2 separate regions of the Homo sapiens genome follow, and region 2 is linked to region 1. Evidence: read pairs that join two places in POLR2A ChIA-PET (ENCODE). Cell type or tissue: MCF 10A. All regions are shown on one strand. Each heading gives the region's core, and the rest is flanking DNA. Links, peaks and the distances in the headings are about the cores only.

Region 1 (5,302 bases), core at 1-5,000:
GGATGGATGGATGGAAAGACAGAAATGTAGAACCCTAGCCTACAACACAATGCTGGCCTGGGAGGCCAAAAGCTGGTCTAGCACCCACAGGTACATGCTCTCTTGCAGGTGTGGGCGGCACACCCTTTCCTTCTCTGGCCCCACCAATCATGCTGCTGGTGGATGGAAAGCAGCAGATGGTGGTGGTCTGCCTGGTCCTTGATGTTGCACCCCCTGGCCTTGACAGCCCCATCTGGTTCTCAGCCGGCAATGGCAGTGCACTGGATGCCTTCACCTATGGCCCTTCCCCAGCAACGGATGGCACCTGGACCAACTTGGCCCATCTCTCCCTGCCTTCTGAGGAGCTGGCATCCTGGGAGCCTTTGGTCTGCCACACTGGGCCTGGGGCTGAGGGTCACAGCAGGAGTACACAGCCCATGCATCTGTCAGGTGGGGATGGAGCCTGGGCCCTTGCGGATGCTCCCTGTCCCCTTCCACACACCAGGATATGGTTGGAGGGAGGGCAGGCTCCAGGCCACAAAGGCATGAAGGGTGTCCAAGCGCAGAGCCTCTGGGTGAGGTGACACCTGGGCTCAGGGGAGAGTGGCCTCAGGGCCATGAATTTTGGGATTTGCCACTGCAATATCTGTTTGAAATCCAGGCTTTGCAGCATGGCTTCCAAGGATAAAAATGCCTCCTTCCACCTAGGATTCATTATACACACATAGATAATCACCCTGTGTACATGACACCCTATAAGGACCAAACTAATTAACAAATCACTACCAGTTATTGAGTGTTTACTCTGTTCCAGGCAGTGTTCTACAGACTTCACATTTATGAGACAGGTCATATAATTCCCTCAATTTTACAGGCACAGGGAGGTTAAGCAACATGTCTAAAGCCAGCTATTTTTGTTTCCCCCTCCATTGTATTTTGAAACAGTCAGCTATTATTATCACTGACCAGATGACTTACTTCCTCTCTAGGGATTATCTCAATTTTGTCATCTTTCAAATGGGAATGTTTGTTAACTAAGTGCCCTGACTTCCAAAGAATGCTGCGAAGACAGTCAGTTCCTTATCTGAGAGTTCCGGGCTCCCCAGCCTCCCCAGGGCACAGAACAGGGGACACTGCAAAGTGAGGGATGTTTGGGTCTTCAGAGGACTTGCAGCAAATGGGCTCAGGGTTTCTGCTGCTGGCTCACTTGTCCATTTACCCCAAATGCCTCGACACCCACCCTGTGCCAGGGCCTGGGCATAGCACTGGGGATGCCCTCCAGAGTGCATGGCCCATCCCCAAAGACTCATTCGCTTCTCCCTGGACAACAGGAGAGGCTTCTACAGCCAGGACCTGCCCCCAGGAGCCTCTCAGGGGTGAGTACTCCGGGCAAGGGGTGGGGAATAAGAGGCTGGGACCAGGACCTTGGGCCCGGGGGGTGGGGCCTTCAGCTCTGGCCTAATGGGTCTTACACTGGAGGTCAGTAGGTGTCCCATGTAGAGGCTGTCATGCTAGGTTGGGGCACTGGCTAGCATGGGCCTCAGTCTACCTAGCATAAGATGGGGGTGAATCCTTTGACCCCAGCCTAATTCCTGGACATTAGTTGAGAAGCACAGGTGACAGCTAACAGAGGGGTCTTTGGAGTCCTCCTTGGGCAGCCCAGGCAGGGGGGTCTCAGCATTAGAGGCCGTGTAAATGGGAGGCTGTCTGGGGTGATGGAAAGAGCCTGGACGGACAGTCATGAAGTTGGGCTGTGGTCCAACTCTGCTTCCCGACCAAATAGAGAATTTTGAGGCCGGGTGCGGTGGCTCACACCTGTAATCCCAGCACTTTGGGAGGCCGAGGTGGGTGGATCACGAGGTCAGGAGTTCGAGACCAGCCTGGCCAACATGGTGAAACCCCGTCTCTACTAAAAATACAAAAATTAGCCGAGCGTGATGGCACACGCCTGTAGTCCCAGCTACTCAGGAGGCTGAGGTAGAAGAATCACTTGAACCCGGGAGGTGGAGGTTGCAGTGAGATGAGATCGTGCCACTGCCCTCCAGCCTGGGTGACAGAGTGAGACTCCATCTAAAAAAAAAAAAAAGAATTTTGAGCTAGTTACTCTCTGCATCAGATGCTAATTAATTCCTGCGTGGCCCCCACCCCTACCCCCATGATTGTTGGGGAATAAAATAAAATGAAGGCCAGGAAGGTATGTATTATTACCAGTAAGAACGGAGGCTAGACACCGGGAAGGACTTTCCCTGGAGGAGGGGGTGAAGGGGACGGGCAAGGGCAGAGGACAAGGCCCTCTCCGCCGTTCTCTCCTGGGGTAGGGGGCTGCGGGCTCCTGCGGGCTCCTGAGCGGTTCCTCCTCGCAGGGACACCGGGTGGGGCGCTGTGGCTGGGGGTCCTGCGGCTGCTGCTCTTCAAGCTGCTGCTGTTTGACCTGCTCCTGACCTGCAGCTGCCTGTGCGACCCCGCGGGCCCGCTGCCTTCCCCCGCAACCACCACCCGCCTGCGAGCCCTCGGCTCCCATCGACTGCACCCGGCCACGGAGACTGGGGGACGAGAGGCCACCAGCTCACCCAGACCCCAGCCTCGGGACCGCCGCTGGGGTGACACCCCTCCGGGTCGGAAGCCCGGGAGCCCAGTATGGGGGGAAGGGTCTTACCTCAGCAGTTACCCCACTTGCCCAGCACAGGCCTGGTGCTCAAGATCTGCCCTCAGGGCTCCTTCCTCCAGTCTTGGAGCATTTTTTGCAGGTGACCTGCCTCCTCCTCTGCAGGCTGGAGCTGCCTGAGGGCAGGGCTCTACCTCCCCTGCGTCACACTGTGTGAGGCTGTGTCTCTGCCATCCAAAAGGGGGCCCCTTGAGAATGGTGATCCACCCAGTTACAGGGGCATTTAGGGAGCAGATGACTGAGAACATTAAAAAAGAACTTAAATGACACAGCAAATGAAAAATATTTGAATTCATGTCTATCCTGGGAGGAAGGAATTTGGCAGAGTTAGAAGTAGGAAAAATCCAGGAAAGCTCCCTTGAGGAAGAGGGCTTCCTGAGACAGAACTTGGGAACTGCAGAGTGGGACTGGTGGCTGGGAAGGCGGCTGTCTCCTCCCCCAACAGCAAGCGGGGAGGCCCCCTCTTCTCCTCACCCTGGCCCAACCTCTGTGAGAGGTCAGGGCAGAGAGCCCAGGAACCCAGGAAGGTGGGTGGTGGGTCTGATGTGAACTCTCGTACAGAGGTGAACAGGGCCAGGGTTTCTGGGGAACAGGATCGTTTTCAATAACAAGAGTATGAGATATTAATTCCAAACTTACAGTTTATTAATCAATTAAGAGTCATTATTCATTTGACAAATATTCTTTAAGTATCAACCCTGAGCCAGGTACTAAAGAGGTTTGGCTTTTTTGGTCTGGTTGTTACATAAAGAAGATTCTTGTATTGATCAAGTATGAGGCTTCCACAGTAGAGCATAACGTGTGCGTCCCCTGCTTGCCCAGCGCTGGCAGGAAATCCAGACTTTCCCAAGGGTTCTCTGCTAGTAATCACTCCAAGAGACTCTGGGTGCTGTCATGTAAATCCACCTGTCCCTTGGGCCCCATAGGATAGTCTGCTGGATCAACTTTAGTCTTCCTTCCCCCAGGGAGGGGATGGGGAACTATGCCCCAGCACCCCAACACATGGTTTCAAGGACACCCTCAGCTCCCCTGAGCCTCTGTGCTCTCTCAGCTACTGTTCCATAAAAACTCTCACTGCCTCCTCCACTGCTCATCTCTCACCAGCCTGAAAGGAGATTCTCCCACTTGTTTTGGGGATTCTTGGGTGCTGGTGGCTGGGGTGGGAGGGTCCCATAGCTTCTACGGATGAATCTGTCCACCATCCCCACAAGGCATGTTCCTTCTCTGACACACAGACTGAGGGAGGGTGTGGGCAGGGGCCCAACTATAGCCTCAGACTTTCTCTGGCCACTATCCCTTCCTAGCTGTCCGGCCAGATGCTGAGCCCAGGCTTCTCAATCTCCACTGTCAGGCTGGCTTAATCTTATTTCCCAGGAGGGCTTCTGAGCCGAGGTGAATCAAGGGCCATGGCCAAGCTCTGAGCCTACCCAAGTATTTTATTTTATTTTATTTTATATTTTATTTTATTATTTTATTTTTTGAGATAGGGTCTCACTCTGTCCCCCAGGGTGGAGTGCAGTGGTGCGATCTCAACTCTCTGCAATCTCTGTCTCCCAGGTTCCAGCAATTCTCCCACCTCAGCCTCTCAAGTAGCTGGGACTACAGGCACACGCCACCATGCCTGGCTCATTTTTGTATTTTTTGGTAGAGACAGGGTTTCACCACATTGGCCAGGCTGGTCTTGAACTTCTGACCTCAAGTGATCCGCCTGCCTTGGCCTCCCGAAGTGCTGGAATTATAAGTGTGAGCCACTGTGCCCAGCTTGAGCCAACCTAAGTCTTATCAAGCCTAGAAAACATGGAGGACCTTAGGAGGGTGTCCTGATCTTGTACACTGTGGAATTCCACATGCCACAGCCCCTGCCTATCCAAAGTGCTTTGTTACCAACACAGTTTTGGACAAGAAACTAAAGTCAGAAAGTGGCAAGGCCTGGGCCTCAGTGCTCTGAAGTCTTCATAAAATAGCATAAATATCCAACCTCTAGGAAGGAAACAAGAAGGTATCAGGGAACAGGGTTTTATGGCCAATTTGCAGACAACTTCCCAGAGAAGCAACTTTGGTCTGTGTGCGTCTGTAGGACACTGAGTTCAGGGGCAGCCTAAAGAAGACCAAGAGTGCTCCTCTTTATTTTTATTTGTTTATTTTTATTTTTTGAGACGGAGTCTCGCTCTGTCGCCAGGCTGGAGTGCAGTGGCGCGATCTCGGCTCACTGCAACCTCCACCTCCAGGGTTCAAGCAATTCTCCCGCCTCAGCCTCCCAAGTAGCTGGGACTACAGGCACCCACCACCACGGCTATTTTTTTTTGTATTTTTAGTAGAGACAGGGTTTCACCATATTGGCCAGGCTGGTCTCGAATTCCTGACCTTGTGATCTGCCCGCCTTGGCCTCCCAAAGTGCTGGAAATACAGGCATGAACCATCGCGCCCGGCATTTATTATTTTTGAGATGGAGTCTTGCCCTGTCGCCCAGGCTGGAGTGCAATGGCGTGATCTCGGCTCACTGCAACCTCCATCTCCCAGGTTCAAGCAATTCTCCTGCCTCCACCTCCCGAGTAGCTGGGATTACAGGCGTGTGCCACCACGCCCGGCTAACTTTTTGTATCTTTAGTAGAGATGGGGTTTCAGCATCTTGGCCAGGCTGGTCTTGAACTCCTGACC
Region 2 (5,367 bases), core at 297-5,296, 200 kb after region 1:
TGTCCCCATTTCACGGCAAAGAAGGGTGCAGAGGCCACACTAAGGTAGCGTCACTAGGGAGCAGCGGAGGCAGGGCTGTTTGGCAGCAGCAAAGCTGCACATGGAGCTGGCTGCCTCCGGGGTCACGTGGCCTGCATCTCCATGGGGGCTTGTGTGCAGTGGAGGGGGTTGCATGGCATGGCCCGGTGGCAAAAGAGGAGGCAGCCTCGGGAAGCCCAGGACCTTTCCCAGACCACAGTCCTGGGGGCATACTCAAGTCAGGGGGCGGGGACAGGAATGTGCTGGTGACTACATCACCTTGAGGCAGGTACCACCTCAATCCCGAACCGCCTGCCTTCTTCTCTGTCATTGCTGTCCTCCATTTCTTGTTATCAGCAAAGCTTCTGACAAAGCAAAAGTAGAGTCCCTTACTTCCCAGCTCCTTTCTTGGAGTCTGACCTTTCTGCCAGGTCTCCTTTGTCTGCTTCCCCAAAACAAAACAGCGGACCAAAGCCAGGCACAGTGGCTCATGCCTATAATCCCAGCAGTTTGGAAGCCGAGGTGGGAGGATCGCTTGAGCTAAGGATTTCAAGACCAGCCTGGGCAACATGGCAAAACCCTGTCTCTATAAAAAACTAGCTGGGCATGGTGGCACATGCTTGAGGTCCCAGCTACCTAGGAGGCCGAGGTGGGAGGATCACTTGAGCCCTGGAGGTCAAGGCTGCAGTGAGCCGTGATGGCACCACTGTACTCCAGCCTGGGCAACAGAGTGAGACCCTATCTCAAAAATAGCCCAACAACAAACAACAGGCCAACGTCCCCCGCTGCAAGCTGGGCAGATGGCCAGGCTGGGCACACCACAGACTGTCTTCTGAGCAAACATGGGTGCCGCAGCACTGGGCCAACCTGAATAAAGAGCCTCATGGTTGAGGTGCGTATAGCAGGGGCTGGGGGCTTGGAGCAGACCTGGGAGCTGCATTCTCTGCCTTTTGAAACATCTGCTGGGCGGGGTGGCTCACGCCTGTAATCCCAGCACTTTGGGAGGCCGAGGCGGGTGGATCACCTGAGGTTGGGAGTTCGAGACCAGCCTGACCAACATGGAGAAACTCAGTCTCTACTAAAAATACAAAATTAGCTGGGCGTGGTAGCTCATGCCAGTAATTCCAGCTAGTTGGGAGGCTGAGACAGGAGAATCGCTTGATCCCGGGAAGCGGAGGTTGCCGTGAGCTGAGATTGTGCCATTGCATTCCAGCCTGGGCAACAAGAACGAAAACTCTGTCTCAAAAAACAAAAAAAAGAAAAAAGAAACATCTAAAGTCTGTCCCAGCCAAGCACTAACCAGGACCTTCTGTGAGCTGACGTCAGGACAGAGGCCCCCTCGGGGCCAGCTTTGATGTTTCCCAGGCCCAGTCGTTGGGGCACAGGGGGCTCTGAGTGGCAGTCTGGGAATGCAGCATCTCTCACCACAGCTATGGAGCAGTCCAGTCCCAGCCCCAGGAGTGGGTGCTGGAGGCTGAGCTGGGGGTGGCCGAGGCTGAGCTGGGGTCTCTCTGAGTCACGCTGTCTCTTCTCCCAGCTTGGGTTTCTGTGGCAGGTGGTCTGTGGTTCCTGCAAGCTCAGGGCCCCTTCCCCTCTATCCCACCCACCACCTGCTTATTGCCTTCAGACTTCTCTGCTGTGGCAGCTCCTTCCCTGGCCAGGGTCTGGGAGTGGTCCTGGCACTTGGCAAGTGGAGAGCCTTCTAATCTTCTTAGAAGTTGAGTCCTTGAGCAGGAGGGGTGATCATGAGAATATTAACAGTAGCTGCCATTTACTGAAGATGAACCATTTGCAAGGCACTTCATGTATGTTTCCAGGTTTACAACTCATGACAGCCTTGTGAGAGAGGCAGAGGAAGCTGAGACACAGTCTGTGTTACTTACCCAAGGTCAGACACACTGAGTGTAACAGGTCAGGATCTGAGCCCAGCCTGTCTCATTCCAGCCCCTTAGCTGCTCCTCTGTGTGGGTGAGACTCCTGGCTCCCCACCATGTCTGCAGAAGCTGAGCGAGGAAGTGGGGGCTTGTCCACACTTCGAAGGCAGGTGATCTCTCTTTGGTCTTTGACAAGCCTCCTGGAGTTGTGGGTCAAAGATCCTAGGATTTTGGGCAGGGCGCCATGGCTCACATCTGTAATCCCAGCACTTTAGGAGGCCGAGGTGGGTGGATCACTTGAGGTCAGGAGCTCGAGACTAGCCTGGCCAACATGGTGAAACCCTGTCTCCACAAAAAATACAAAAATTAGCCAGGTGTGGTGGTGCGTAGCTGTAATCCCAGCTACTCGGGAGGCTAAGGCATGAGAATCGCTTAAATCCGAGAGGTGGAGGTTGCAGTGAGCCAAGATTGCACCACTGCACTCCAGCGTGGGTGGCAGAGTAAGTAAGACTCCGTCTCAAAAAAAAAGAAAGGTCCTAGGATTTTGGTGAGTCACATTTGCAGAGGCCCACTGGGGACTCAGTCTGATTCTGCCCATCTGTGTCATGAGAGGTGCTCCAGAAGTACCCCGTGAACCAGTTCTTGCCCCACGCTTCCTCAGAGGTCACTTTGGTTCAGGCAGTGCTTGCTGGGTGCCTTTGTGTGCCTGACATTGTCTGCAAGAGGTGTGTCCACACACTACCTGGCAGTCGGGAATGTGACTCCTCATTGTAGGATCAGATGCTTCCAGGGTTGTTTCTGAGTCCCTGGGCGGGGATGGGAAGAGCACAGAGTTGGTTTCTTTGGGTCATAGTCCTGGCTCTGCCACATATGAGCTATTTGATCGTGGGCAGATTCCTTCTTGTGCCTGGACCTGGGTTTACCCATCTGTACCACGGTGCTGAGCAGGAACAGAGCCCTATTCCTGTGGATCATTTGGAAATGTGTAGGGATGTGTTTGAATTGTCACAATGCCGGGAGGGCAGATTTGTTAACTTGCACAGCAGGTGGAATAGCTCACCCAGAGAACCATCAGTGCCACGCTGAGAAGTAATGGGCTGCTTGGAGCTGCTTCCAGCTCCATGACTGGGTTTTGTGTCAGGAGATGTGGGCTGGCACCTATGAGCATGTTGGGAGACGGACCAACACCAGGGGCAGCCCCTCATCTGGACCCAGCCTGGGGGATCCTGGAATTGTCTTGACACTGACTTTATGAGGAGACTGATTCTCATGCCATAAAGAACAGAACCCCACCTCCAGGGACTTGGAAGGGGCTCTGTAGGCCAAGATTAGTTTCCAGTGGTTTGGGAAGGGATGGAAAAGACTCCGTTAGTACCTTTCTGCCCTTGCCCAGCCAGTTTGGCTCAAGGCAGAGCCTGCTGCTTCGTGTAGCAGTTCCAGGTGGCCCATTTCTTCTTCCGGGGGCGGGGGGATCAGGGAGTCCTCTTCTGTGTTCAAGGCCCAGTGGCTCCAGGCCTCTGCAAGTCGCCCACGCGGGCTAGGAACAAAGTCCAGTGTGTTGCTCCTGCCGCCGCCGTAACCATGCCACCCACCTGCCCGGCTCTGCCCTCCGCCTCCCTAAACCCATCTGCCATACAGTGTAGGCTTCTTCCTCTTTCCTTTGTTCCCACTGACTGCAGTTCCACCTTTGGTTGCGGGGACCCTGTGGCCAGAGCTGAACTATAATGGTGCAGGAAGGGGAATGACTTCAAGTGGAACTCTGGAACCACATGGCTCTCCTCTTAACACAGAGAAGCTGACCTTGGCCACAGATGGATTTTCAGGGATAAAGAACAGGACATGGGGCCGGGTGCGGTGGCTCACGCCTGTAATCCCAGCACTTTGGGAGGCCGAGGCGGGCGGATCACGAGGTCAGGAGATCGAGACCATCCTGGCTAACACCGTCAAACCCCATCTCTACTAAAAATACAAAAAATTAGCCAGGCGTGGTGGCGGGCACCTGTAGTCCCAGCTACTCGGGAGGCTGAGGCAGGAGAATGGCGTGAACCCAGGAGGCAGAGCTTGCAGTGAGCCAAGATCGCGCTACTGCACTCCAGCCTGGGTGACAGATCGAGACTCCGTCTCAAAAAAAAAAAAGAACAGGACATGGGAATGACCTTGGCTTGTTTTTGGCAGTAGCCCAGGTTTCTAGAGAATCTTGGCTTCTCCAGTGATGGGTTGGGTTTTTTCAAAGAAGCGTCTGGGAAACGTTGGGCTGCAGAGCATTTGCGGATGAGATTCAAAGCGTCCCATCTGTGGCCACCTCTGATGCTGGCACCGTCGAGGGGCATGAGTGAAGCCATCTTTCCAGGGTGCTGTTTGGGTCATGATTTAACTTTACTAAACCTCCTGAGTCTGTATTGGGGGAAGGTGGCCTGCAGTGTCCCCGGCTCCTCAGCCTGGCATCAAAACCTCCTGTGATCTCACCCTGCAGGCCCAGACTCTCTTTTGCTAGGAAGCCTCCCTGTGCAGCCAGCCCTTAGGGGTCCCTTCTTCCTTCGTGCTCAAGTCACTACTGCCTGCCCACCCCATTCATTTGGCATTTATGTGACTGTAACTGTGTTCTGTGTGCCCCTCTAGTCTTCAGACCTCTTGAGGAGAGGCTACTGTGTCTTTGTATCCTACAGAGCACTCAGCACAGTTGAAAAGCTCTTCAGGGGGCTGGGCGTGGTGGCTCACGCCTGTAATCCTAGCACTTTGGGAGGCCGAGGTGGGCAGATCACCTGAGGTCAGGGGTTCGAGACCAGCCTGGCCAACATGGCGAAACCCTGTCTCTACTAAAAATACAAAAATTAGCTGGGTGTGGTGGCTCATGCCTATAATCCCAGCTACTCGAGAGGCTGAGGCAGAAGAATCACTTGAACCCAGGAGGTGGAGGTTGCAGTGAGCTGAGATCACACCACCACATTCCAACCTGGGTGACAAGAGCAAAAAAAGAAAAAGAAATCTCAAAAAGAAAAAGAAAAGTTTTTCAGGGGACTCTTGCAATTGTGGCATCATGATCCTTCACACCTGCACTTACTGGACGCCTCCTGTGTACACAGCCCCTTTCCTCCTGTGCACAAGGTGGCCTGTGTTAGGACAGAGGCTGCAGCTCCCCCTGACCCTGCCTCTCCCCTGTTTGCATCTACAGGTACCCAGACAGCCATTGTCTTCATCAAGCAGCCGTCCTCCCAGGATGCACTGCAGGGGCGCCGGGCGCTGCTTCGCTGTGAGGTTGAGGCTCCGGGCCCGGTACATGTGTACTGGCTGCTCGATGGGGCCCCTGTCCAGGACACGGAGCGGCGTTTCGCCCAGGGCAGCAGCCTGAGCTTTGCAGCTGTGGACCGGCTGCAGGACTCTGGCACCTTCCAGTGTGTGGCTCGGGATGATGTCACTGGAGAAGAAGCCCGCAGTGCCAACGCCTCCTTCAACATCAAATGTGAGAGCCAGGGGG

The links. ChIA-PET counts read pairs that join two places held together with the same protein. Peaks named below come from ENCODE experiments on the same cell type or tissue, not always from the same donor. Only the 100,000 strongest peaks of a DNase experiment are listed, where the experiment ranks them.
Region 2: POLR2A ChIA-PET joins it to region 1 with 5 read pairs; 5 of 35 experiments call an interaction of 5 or more read pairs at or near these places.

The regions. Positions count from the first base shown.
Region 1 is chr6:42,922,919-42,928,220 of GRCh38, forward strand. It overlaps PTCRA (pre T cell antigen receptor alpha), which reads left to right. Exons shown (of 4, transcript NM_138296.3): 2 at 109-429; 3 at 1,311-1,355; 4 at 2,343-2,920. The coding sequence ends at 2,764. It also overlaps a transcript of CNPY3 not described here. Among named protein-coding and RNA genes, the nearest start is that of CNPY3, 3.9 kb to the right of the region's middle. In MCF 10A, for the core only: no CTCF peak of the experiment used is centred there; no DNase peak of the experiment used is centred there.
Region 2 is chr6:43,123,913-43,129,279 of GRCh38, forward strand. PTK7 (protein tyrosine kinase 7 (inactive)) reads left to right here. Exons shown (of 20, transcript NM_002821.5): 2 at 5,065-5,352. Among named protein-coding and RNA genes, the nearest start is that of SRF, 45 kb to the right of the region's middle. In MCF 10A, for the core only: no CTCF peak of the experiment used is centred there; a DNase peak (open chromatin) is centred at 2,439.